Linked DNA regions of Homo sapiens: region 2 is linked to region 1. A link is a contact called in ENCODE Hi-C or POLR2A ChIA-PET data. All regions are on one chromosome and are shown on one strand. Each heading gives the region's core, a stretch centred on a gene start or an enhancer-like site at or near the end of the contact. The rest is flanking DNA. Distances are from core to core; before and after follow the strand shown. Region 1 has its middle 41 kb from the start of ECE1-AS1. Region 2 holds the start of CLIC4 (chloride intracellular channel 4).

Evidence for each region. A loop is a pair of places that touch in the nucleus more often than their neighbours do. ChIA-PET counts read pairs that join two places held with the same protein, here RNA polymerase II (POLR2A). Pooled maps may share reads with other maps.
Region 2: a loop to region 1 is called in a pooled map, with 2.1 times the contacts of the local background. The contact joins the promoter of CLIC4 here to the enhancer-like site in region 1. A Hi-C loop is called at or near these places in 1 of 37 single-sample maps with no recorded cell type and 2 of 50 pooled maps. POLR2A ChIA-PET finds 5 or more read pairs at or near these places in 1 of 52 experiments (activated CD4-positive, alpha-beta T cell).

Annotation. Positions count from the first base shown.
Region 1 is chr1:21,331,807-21,336,424 of GRCh38, reverse strand. It overlaps a transcript of ECE1 not described here. Among named protein-coding and RNA genes, the nearest start is that of ECE1-AS1, 41 kb to the right of the region's middle. RefSeq lists an enhancer at 1,830-2,049. Within about 2 kb of position 1,569, at least 39 of the 41 ENCODE cell types and tissues checked have a DNase peak (open chromatin) inside an H3K27ac peak, as active enhancers do.
Region 2 is chr1:24,742,710-24,747,212 of GRCh38, reverse strand. It overlaps CLIC4 (chloride intracellular channel 4), which reads right to left and starts at 1,766. Exons shown (of 6, transcript NM_013943.3): 1 at 1,588-1,766. The coding sequence starts at 1,659. RefSeq lists silencers at 1,195-1,354, 1,455-2,164 and enhancers at 1,246-1,851, 1,852-2,457, 3,670-4,275.

The sequences.
Region 1 (4,618 bases), core at 320-2,819:
CCACGCCCGGCCTCAGTGAATGTTTTTTGTTGTTTTGGTTTTGAGACAGGGTCTCTCACTCTGTCACCCAGGCTGGAGTACAGTGGCATGAACACAGCTCACTGCAGCCTTGAACTTATGGGCTCAAGTGATCTTCCCACCTCAGCCTCCTGAGTAGCTGGTACCACAGGTGCACCACTACACCCAGCTAATTTTCTGATATTTTTTTGTAGAGACAAGGTCTCACTAGTTGCCAAGGCTGGTATTGAACTCCTGGGCTCAAGTGATTCATCCACCTTAGCCTTCCATGGTGCTGGGATTACAGGTATGAGACACTGCCTGTCTCAAGTGTTTTTTGAAAGAAGGAAGAAATTTGAGTCCTTTCTTTGTCTTAATGCCCCAGATTCACTCTGTAGCCCTGCCCCTGCCCCCAGGGCCTGGCAGTTCTGGGCTGGCACTCTGCCCAGACCCTGGGCTTTGGGCTTCGCCTGCTGTTCTGCAGGGTAGGGAAGGGCCTCCCTCCCTGGAGACCCACTGATTGGCTGTGTGACCTCAGGCAAGTCCCTTCCCCTCCATAGTCCTCACTTTCCCCTTCCGTCAAGCACTGGGTGGGTCGAAGCTTCCCAGCTCCCTGTGTCTGTGGTCTCCCTCATTTGGGAGCCTTTGCTCCTGGTGTTTGGTGCCTCTTCACCCCCAGGGTCTCACCCACCCCAGGCAGGAGCTCAGCTGGCCTGTAGCTTGCAGAAGGACCATTTGGGAAAGCTGGTGGGCCCTTCATTCTTGGTACCCGCCCTAAGAGCCTCACTGCGACTCTGTCCACCCTGGGTGAGAGCCCTCCAGAGTAGGCCCCCAGCCGTGAGAGCCCCCCACCCACTGAGGCTTGGCATCAGGTCGCCCTCGGTCTGAACCCTGCTATTCCCTGGCTCTGGGACTTTGGGCGGCTCAATCCACCTCTCAGGGCTGCAGCGTCCTCATCTTCAGGGTTGTGAGCACCCAAGGAGGCCCTGCCTCATTGTGGGGACAGAAGAGAATGGAGCAGTCACATGCCTGCCCCTAAGGAGCTGCACTCTAGGGGAGGAAGCTGGAGACCAAACAGGCAAAGCCACCCACCAGAAGGATCGCTCCGAGAGAAGAAAGGAGACAAAACAGGGCGATGTGGTGGAGAGTGGCTGTGAGGGGAGGGGGCCGCTCTAGAGGAGCGGCCAGGAAAGGAGGTGATGTCTGAGCTGGGACATGAAGGTTGAGGAGGGGGCAGCCGGGCAAAGACGGGGGCGGGGGAGATGAGAGTTCCCGGCTGCCGGAACAGCAAGTTTGGCACATGTAGGGGGTGAACGCTGGTGTGGCCGGGCAGAGGCAGTGGAGGGTGGAGGGAAGGCTAGGGAGAGGTGGGCCTGGAGGGGCAAGCCATGGACAGCCTTGTCTGTGGGGCAGGGGTCAGCATTTCGTTCTAATAGTGGTGGGAAGCCACTGGAGGACCCCACGTTGAGGGGCGACTGGGCTTGGTTTCTGTTTGGAAAGACCTTGGCTGCTGTGTAGAGCATGGACTGTAGGGGGCAGGAGGGAGGCAGGAGCGCGGGCCTCAGGATATTCGTCTGTCCTGAGGCTGAGGAGGCGTAGGTTTCTGCAGGATCTGGGATTTTGGCTGCTACTTCAGGGATGGGAGAGAGGTAGCCAGGCATCCCAGATGCTTCGAGACCTTGCTGGCAGCAGAGCACAGTGGGCAAAAGTTACCTGTGGAGCCAGACAGACCTGTCTGAACCTCCACTTCAACTCAGCCTTCCGGGGTGGGCTTGGGATTCTCCCAGAGTGACCAGTTCCCACCGTCCCAGCCCCTGGGGACCCAGAGAAACAGAGCCAGAGGGCATTGAGCTGGAGCCTGCCTCCCTCGCTTCCGCACACCCTGCCGAGAAGTGAGGGCATAGGAAGTGATGGCCGCAAGGGGATGCCCAGCCCCTCTGCTCCAGGGCTGCTGTTCACACGGCCACGCTGGAGGGAATCCTGTGGCTTTGTGGTTCCTTGTTTCCTGGGCTGGTCTGGTGGAAGATGGCCATGAGAAAGCGGCACTTCATCTTCCTTCGCCCCTGAGTGTTCAGTGGGTGGTTACTCGGCATCCTGTTGGGCTTCCGGTGTGGTGGCTGGGAGCCAGAGAGAGGAGGGCATGAGAGCTCACAGAGTCACAGGAGGTGGGACTTGGAGGTCATCTAGGCCAACTTCCTCATAGGGCAGACCAAGGCTCACAAAGGGAAAGAGACTTACCTGAGGCTATACAGCAGGTTAGAGGCAGGACTTAGACCCTGATTCTAGACTCCTCATCCAGCACTCTTTCTAGATAAGATGGAGGTATGGAGGTTTTGGAGCCAGACAGATGTGGGTTGTAGTCCCAGCTCTGTCACTTAGTCCCAGCTGGGTGACCTTTGGTGAGTGACCATCTCTGAGCCTCGGTTTTCTCCTCTATGAAATGGGATGATGGTAGCACCTTTCTCATAGTGGTGTTGTGAAAAGTGGTTGATAATTTATGACAGGTTGTAAAGCTCACAGGACGGTGCACGGAGTTGGCCCTTGGGAGGTGGGAGCTGTTATTACCTTTGTGGCTCCGTCATTTTTTTTTTTTTGAGACGGAGTCTCGCTCTGTTGCCCAGATTGGAGTGCAGTGGCACGATCTCAGCTCACTACAACCTCCACCTCCTGGGTTTAAGCAATTCTCCTGCCTCAGCCTCCCAAGTAGTTGGGATTACAGGCAGGTGCCACCATGCCTGGCTAACTTTTGTATTTTTTAGTAGAGACGGGGTTTCACCATGTTGGCCAGGCTGGTCTCGAACTCCTGACCTCAAGTAATTTGCCTGCCTCGGCCTCCCAAAGAAGTTGGGATTATGGGCGTGAGCCACTGCGCCCAGCCCGTGGCTCTGTCATCCTAACCTCCTGAAGCACCGGAAAGAATGGCTGCGTGCTGGCCCTCACATATGCTGTTTTCTGATGAACGCGGTTAGGGAGGGAAGATGAGAATGGGCCATGGTTGGCCCATCTCTCTGCTACTTATTTTATTTCCCCACTATATTTGAGAGACTCCTTAGCCAGGCCACACTACTACCCACCCACCCCCCCGCCCCCCCCACGGCTCTGGTGGGCTGGAGCTGTGCTGTCTGCCTTCAGCCCAAATAGGGGTGGGGGAGGCGGAGGCACTAAGTGCAGGTCCCGGGTGAAAAACTGGGCAGCTCCCCCCACCTTCTGCATCAGATCCCTACCACGCACCACCAATACCTGTTTGTTCAGTGTGACCTAGTGGTTAAGACCAAGGGCCATGGGATCAACTTGAGCTTGAACCCTGGATCTGCCATTGAATTGTCACCAAGGACTTTTAGCAGGCGTGTCTTCCTCTCTGAGCCTTGGATTTCCCATCTGTGAAGTGAGGATAAGTCCCTCCCAGGAAGACTGCAAATATTCAGTGAGAGGAGCAGCACTCAGAGCATGCATGGTGCATATCTGGTGCTAGACTCCAAGAATTGGATGGCACTAATATTGTAACAGTGTTGACACATGTCCCAATTGTTTCTCTTTCCATAGCTGTTCTTAGAAACTTACTTCACCATCCGCCCACCCCACCCCCATCCTGTGTTCCCGCAGCCCCCTTCCCTCTAACTCCTCGCCTGACTGACTTCTCTCAGGGTCACCTTGGACTGAAATCTTTCTCCCCCTCCCCTCCCCTCCCCTCCCCTCCCCTCCCCTCCCCTCCCCTCCCTCACCTCCTCTCCCCTCTCCTCCCCTCTCCTCCTGTCTCCTCCGCTCTCCTCCTGTTTCCTCCCCTCCCCTTCCCTCCCCTCTCTCTCCTATCTCTCTCCCCCCCTCCTCCCCCCTCCCCCTGGACTAACACAGATCAAGAGTTCAAGCTCTGGCCCAGCCTGCCTGGGTTTGAATCCCAGCTCTGCCATTTACTGGAGCAGCCTCAGGCAAAGTACTTAATTCTTAGCCTCTATTTCTGCATAAGTAAAATGGGAATAAGGATAGTGCCAAGCTTAGAGAGTTGTTTAAATAAGCGACGAGATTCTTGTAAAGTGCCAGGATCAGTGCCTGCAGTACACTAAGTGCCTAATAAATGTCACCTGATTTATTACTAGGCAGGGTTCTGATGGAGCAGAGCCCCTGCCTTTTCACCTCTGCGTTCCCAGTGTCTGGCAGGGATGGGACTGGAAGGGATGCAGGCTCTCTAGGGGTTTGTACTATGGCATTGGAGAGTTGCCTTCCCAGTGAAGCAGGCCTCTCCAGAAAGGGGAAGGGACTCGGGCCACATCTTAAGCATGTCTGTCTGGCAGATATTTCCCACAACCCTGCTGCACACCACTGGGTGCTGAGGATGGGGTGGGGGAGGGTGCAGTAAGGCTGCCCTTAGTGAGCTCAAGTCCACGGAGGAAAGTGGGACAAAACGGCCCTGATACTATCAGAGAATGACCAGCCCAGGGCTGGCAGGTTGCTTCTGAGGAGGCTCCTGGGAGTGGTGATGTTTGATGTTTCCTTGTGGGAGTGACATAGTAGTAACTTCTGTCTGCATTAGGGCTTTATTCAGTAATCCTCCATTCTTTCCTGCCCGCGGTGTTTTACTAGTCTTAGCAGTAATAATAATAGCGTTTCTTGAGTGTTTGCTGTG
Region 2 (4,503 bases), core at 517-3,016, 3.4 Mb before region 1:
GCATCTCAAAGTACTATATCTGCCACTCAAAGTAACCGAAACGCTTTGATATTTTGGGGGTTCTATACCTGTCTGCTGTTTCAGTTCCCTGGACCAAAAAAAAAAAAAAAAAAAAAATCGAAAATTGACAATTGAAAGAAAATCCTAAGGCAAACACTGTTCCAGTCATTACTGAAGACTGCAGAGGTAAATGCAGATTATTTCTTCTCTCCATCTCTTTTGTTTGAGACAGGGTCTTGCTCTGTCGCCCAGGCTGGAATGCAGTGGTGCGACGTGGCTCACTGCAGCCTCGACCTCCCGGGCTCAAGCAGTTCTCCCACCGCAGCCTCCAGAGTAGTACAGGCGCGTAACATCGCTCCCAGCTAATTTTTGAATTTTTTTGTAGAGACAGGGTTTCGCCATCTTGTTCAGGCTGGACTCAAGTAATCCTCCCACCTCGGCCTCCGAAAGTGCTGCGATTACAGGCATGAGCCACCGCGCCCAGCCCTTCTCTATCTCTTAAACACATCCTGAAATGTCCTTTCTTTAAAGTAAAAACTCGGGGAAAAAAAAGAACCCAATAGTTCTAGATGACCATTTACTTTCCGGTATGTTGCCTAGCTCTGAATGAGCCTGGCTTTTTAAGTGGCTGGAAGAAGCTCAAAGTGTTTTTTTTAAGTTTTGAGGGAAGGAGCTGGATCCAGATGTTTATAACTTCGACTCTCTCCTTTGCTAAAATAAAAAGTATTAAAGAGAAAAGCAAAGGAAGAGGGGTAGTATGTGTAAGCAAATAAATTCCACACATGAAAGCTGAAGACACAAGGGAAAACCAACCCTTTAAAGCCCAAGCAAGTTAAGAATTCTCTCCCTCAATTTCTTTCAAAACAAAAGGGCACACACAATCCTTCCCGAAGCAGCAACGCCGGGGGGAGAAGCCAAAATGTTGCATCATACAGAACACTCCGCGCTTGAGAAACGAGAAAGCCAGTAAATGCCCAAGACAGAAAAACACAAGTTGGGAATCTCGGTCTTTTCCGAAGGTCCAAGAGCACCTGCTCTTTGGTAAATTTGTTTAAGATTGCATCGAAAATTAAAGTTTCCGTTTCAGACCAGTGGGGAGCAAATGCTTTTTCAAAAACGCGTTCAAAGAAGTTCGTTTGAAAGCTCATCGGGCGGCGGGCCGCAGTTCGGGCTCCGGGCGGCGGACCGGAGCGCTGGGGAGCGGGTGGGGCCGGGCCCCGGCGCCCGGGCGGGGGGTGGTGACAGGACCCGCGCGCGCCCGGCGCTGGGGCCCCGGGGCAGGCAAGTCCCGCCCGTGGGCTCTTCCCGACCCACCCGGGCGCGGGACGCTGGTCTGGCGTCCGCCGATGCCTACGCGCTGGAGACGGTGGCCGCCGCCCGGGTCCCCAACCCGGACCCCTCGACGGGCCCTCGGAGGCGGGAAGGCGCGGGCGGCCCCCAGACAATGGGCCGGGGGCGCGGGTGCCCGCAGCGGGACGGGTGCTGGCGCCGAGCGGGGGCGCCTCAGGAGAGCCCCGGGACGCCGCTCCCCGCAGCCGGGAGGGAGCCGGGGGATCTGCCGGGCGGGACCGCGAGGCGAGCGCTCACCTTGACGAAGAGCTCGATGAGGGGCTCTTTGTCCTCCTCCTTCAGCCCATTCAGCGGCATCGACAACGCCATGGCCGGCTCGGCTGCGCTCCGCGAACGGCGAGGGCTGCTGCTGCTGCTGCTGCTTCTGCTCCGGGACTGCTCCGGCTGCCGGTTCCCGCCGTGCTGCTCGCTGGACTGTCCGGCGTCGAGCTGGCCACGGCTTCAGCTCCTCAGCACCGCCCCACGCCCCCCGCGCCACTCTGAGCCAGCCGCAGCCCGAGCCGCTTCAAACGGCTGGGAGGGGCGCCGGGGGCGGGGCCTCGGGCTGTAGGCAGGGCCAAGGCGCGGCGCCTCGGGACTCTCCGGGGAAAATAAGGCGGCAGGAGCACGGGGGCGTGGCCTCGAGCGGGGAAGGCGGAGGGACCGCTCCGGAGCCGAAGAAAGGACCTCTGCGGCGCCCCACAGCTGGTAGGGGGCGTGGCCTTGGTGGGCGGTACAAAGCTCAGGCTCTGGCGGGCGGGACCCGGGTACGCCTCTCTAGGGGACTGGTGCGGGGGGGAAAGGAGGGGAGGAATTCCCCAGGGGCCCGAGCCTGACACTGCCTCCCGCCGCAGCGCCTGCGCGTCCTCCGCAGCTGCTGCTGTTGCTGTGCCAGGTGACCTCATGCCTCGGCCGCCCTGGGGAAGCTAGGAGGCGCCTCCTACCCACTCCCCCGCTGCAGCACCCCAGGACTCATCGCCCTTTCCCGCAGCGGCTACCTCCCCAAGTCCCTCTATTACGCGGAGTTGCCTTTTCCAAGACAACTTACTGGAAAGTTTTCATCGCCTGGGGAACACCTTTTTCTTCTGCCTCTGACTTCGTTTTTCCCTTTGACGCTCCTGATCGTTTCGATCTTGGCAGCCAGCATATTCACAAATATATATATATATATATATATTTTTTTTTTTTTTTTTTTTGAGACGGAGTCTGGCTCTATCGCCTAGGCTGGAGTGCAGTGGCGCGATCTCGGCTCACTGCAAACTCTGCCCCGGGTTCACGCCATTCTCCTGCCTCAGCCTCCCAAGTAGCTGGGACTACAGGCACCCGCCACCGCGCCCGGCTAATTTTTGTATTTTTAGTAGAGACGGGGTTTCACCGTGTTAGTCAGGATGGTCTCGATCTCCTGACCTCGTGATCCGCCCGCCTCGGCCTCCCAAAGTGCTGGGATTACAGGCGTGAGCCACCGCGCCGGGCGCATATTCACAAATATTTATGAAACCTTACTGTGTTTCAGGCTCTGAGCTAGCCCTTGGAGAGTAACAACTCCCAAAGCTCAAGATCTTGAACTGCAATCTCAGTGCCTGCAGGCCACTAAGGACTTCCAAGTCGTTGTCCATCTTGTTCCCCACTGCCCACACCCATTTCTTCCCCCCGGCTCACCTGTCAAATTTGAGTGTGCATCAGAATCACCTAGGTGCTACACGCAGCCCCGCTTTTTGTGTTTCCCAGATCCTCTGGGAAAAAGAGAAATCCACATCTTAGCAAGCACCAGGACAATTCTGAAGTAGGTGGTCCGCAAACCAGTTAAACTGCCCTGGGATTTAAGCCCCCGAGGGCAAGAGCTGTGCTTGCCTTGAGATTGTAGGCACCTGGTCCTAGTTTGCTGCTGTTGAGTGCCTGGGGCAAGTTTCACCTCCTCTGGAAACAATTACTTGTGCCCTTTTCTGACTTTCCATAATACTTGACTCACAGCTACTCCTCCCAACTTCCCAGGTTGGGATAAATAGTGAGTTCCAGGAGGCCCAGACATGGGAGGTTTGTCTCCATATCCTCGGTGCCTAGCACATACCAGAATGTTTGAACAAATTGTACGTAGGCATGAAAATACAGTGAAACTTGCAATTTCTTCCTCTGCCAGCCCAAAGTAAGTTGCTCAAATTTTCTCACAGAGGCTCTGTGAAAGAGCCAGTGTATCCCAGTGGTCAGGAACACGTGCTCTGTAGTCTGACTGTTTAAGTTCAAATCTGACAAGGCAGTGTCCTTAAAACCCCTAAGCCTCAGTTTCATTATCTAGAAGTGGGTGGGGCTAATTACTGATTCTTGCCTTACCATATGTGCTGCTCCGTCAGTATGGCTGTTAACTGCATTGAGACTTATTCTGTCCCTACCACCCCTGCAGGCTAGAATGTGGCATCATATTCTACTCTCTCTATGCCCGGCTAGTTCGTTGAAAATAAATAAATAAATTCCAGGAGGCTCCCCTTAGATGGGGGCTTGAACCATGAAAATCCTGAAGTGACTGACTAGACTCTGGACTGAACCGTGTTAATTTTTCATAGAATCATGAACTGAAGCAAAGTTTCCTTCCAGAATCCACCCTCTCTGCCCTACCAAAAAGGAACCAAATGGTGAATCAGTTCAAAGCAGATCTAAGCCAAAAAACAATTCAGCAGAAACTCAATGTACCTGAGAATTGATCAAATTGAGGCCGGGCACAGTGGCTCATGCCTGTAATCCCAACACGTTGGGAGACCGAGGCGAGTGGATCACCTGAGGTCAGGAGTTCGAGACCAGCCTGGCCAGCATGGCGAAACCCCATCTTTACTAAAAATACAAAAATTAGCCGGGTGTGGTGGCACATGCCTGTAATCCTAGCTACTCGGGAGGCTGAGGCAGGAGAATCGCTTGAACCGGGGAGGCAAAGGTGGCTGTGAGCCGAGATCACGCCACTGTACTCCAGCCTGGGCGACAGAGCGAAATCCATCTCAAAAAAAAAGAATTTGAGTTAGAGGCAGCAAATATTCCCGGTGGTGACTTGCCCTTCACAGGCTCCAACTGGCCTCACAGCACCAGGGTATGGAAGGAGGAACAGACCAGGGCCCTTTAGGCTTCATTGACTAAACAGAGATCTTAGCTAGGAGGAAGCCAGGGGCATTCTCCACAGAGCCCTGAGGT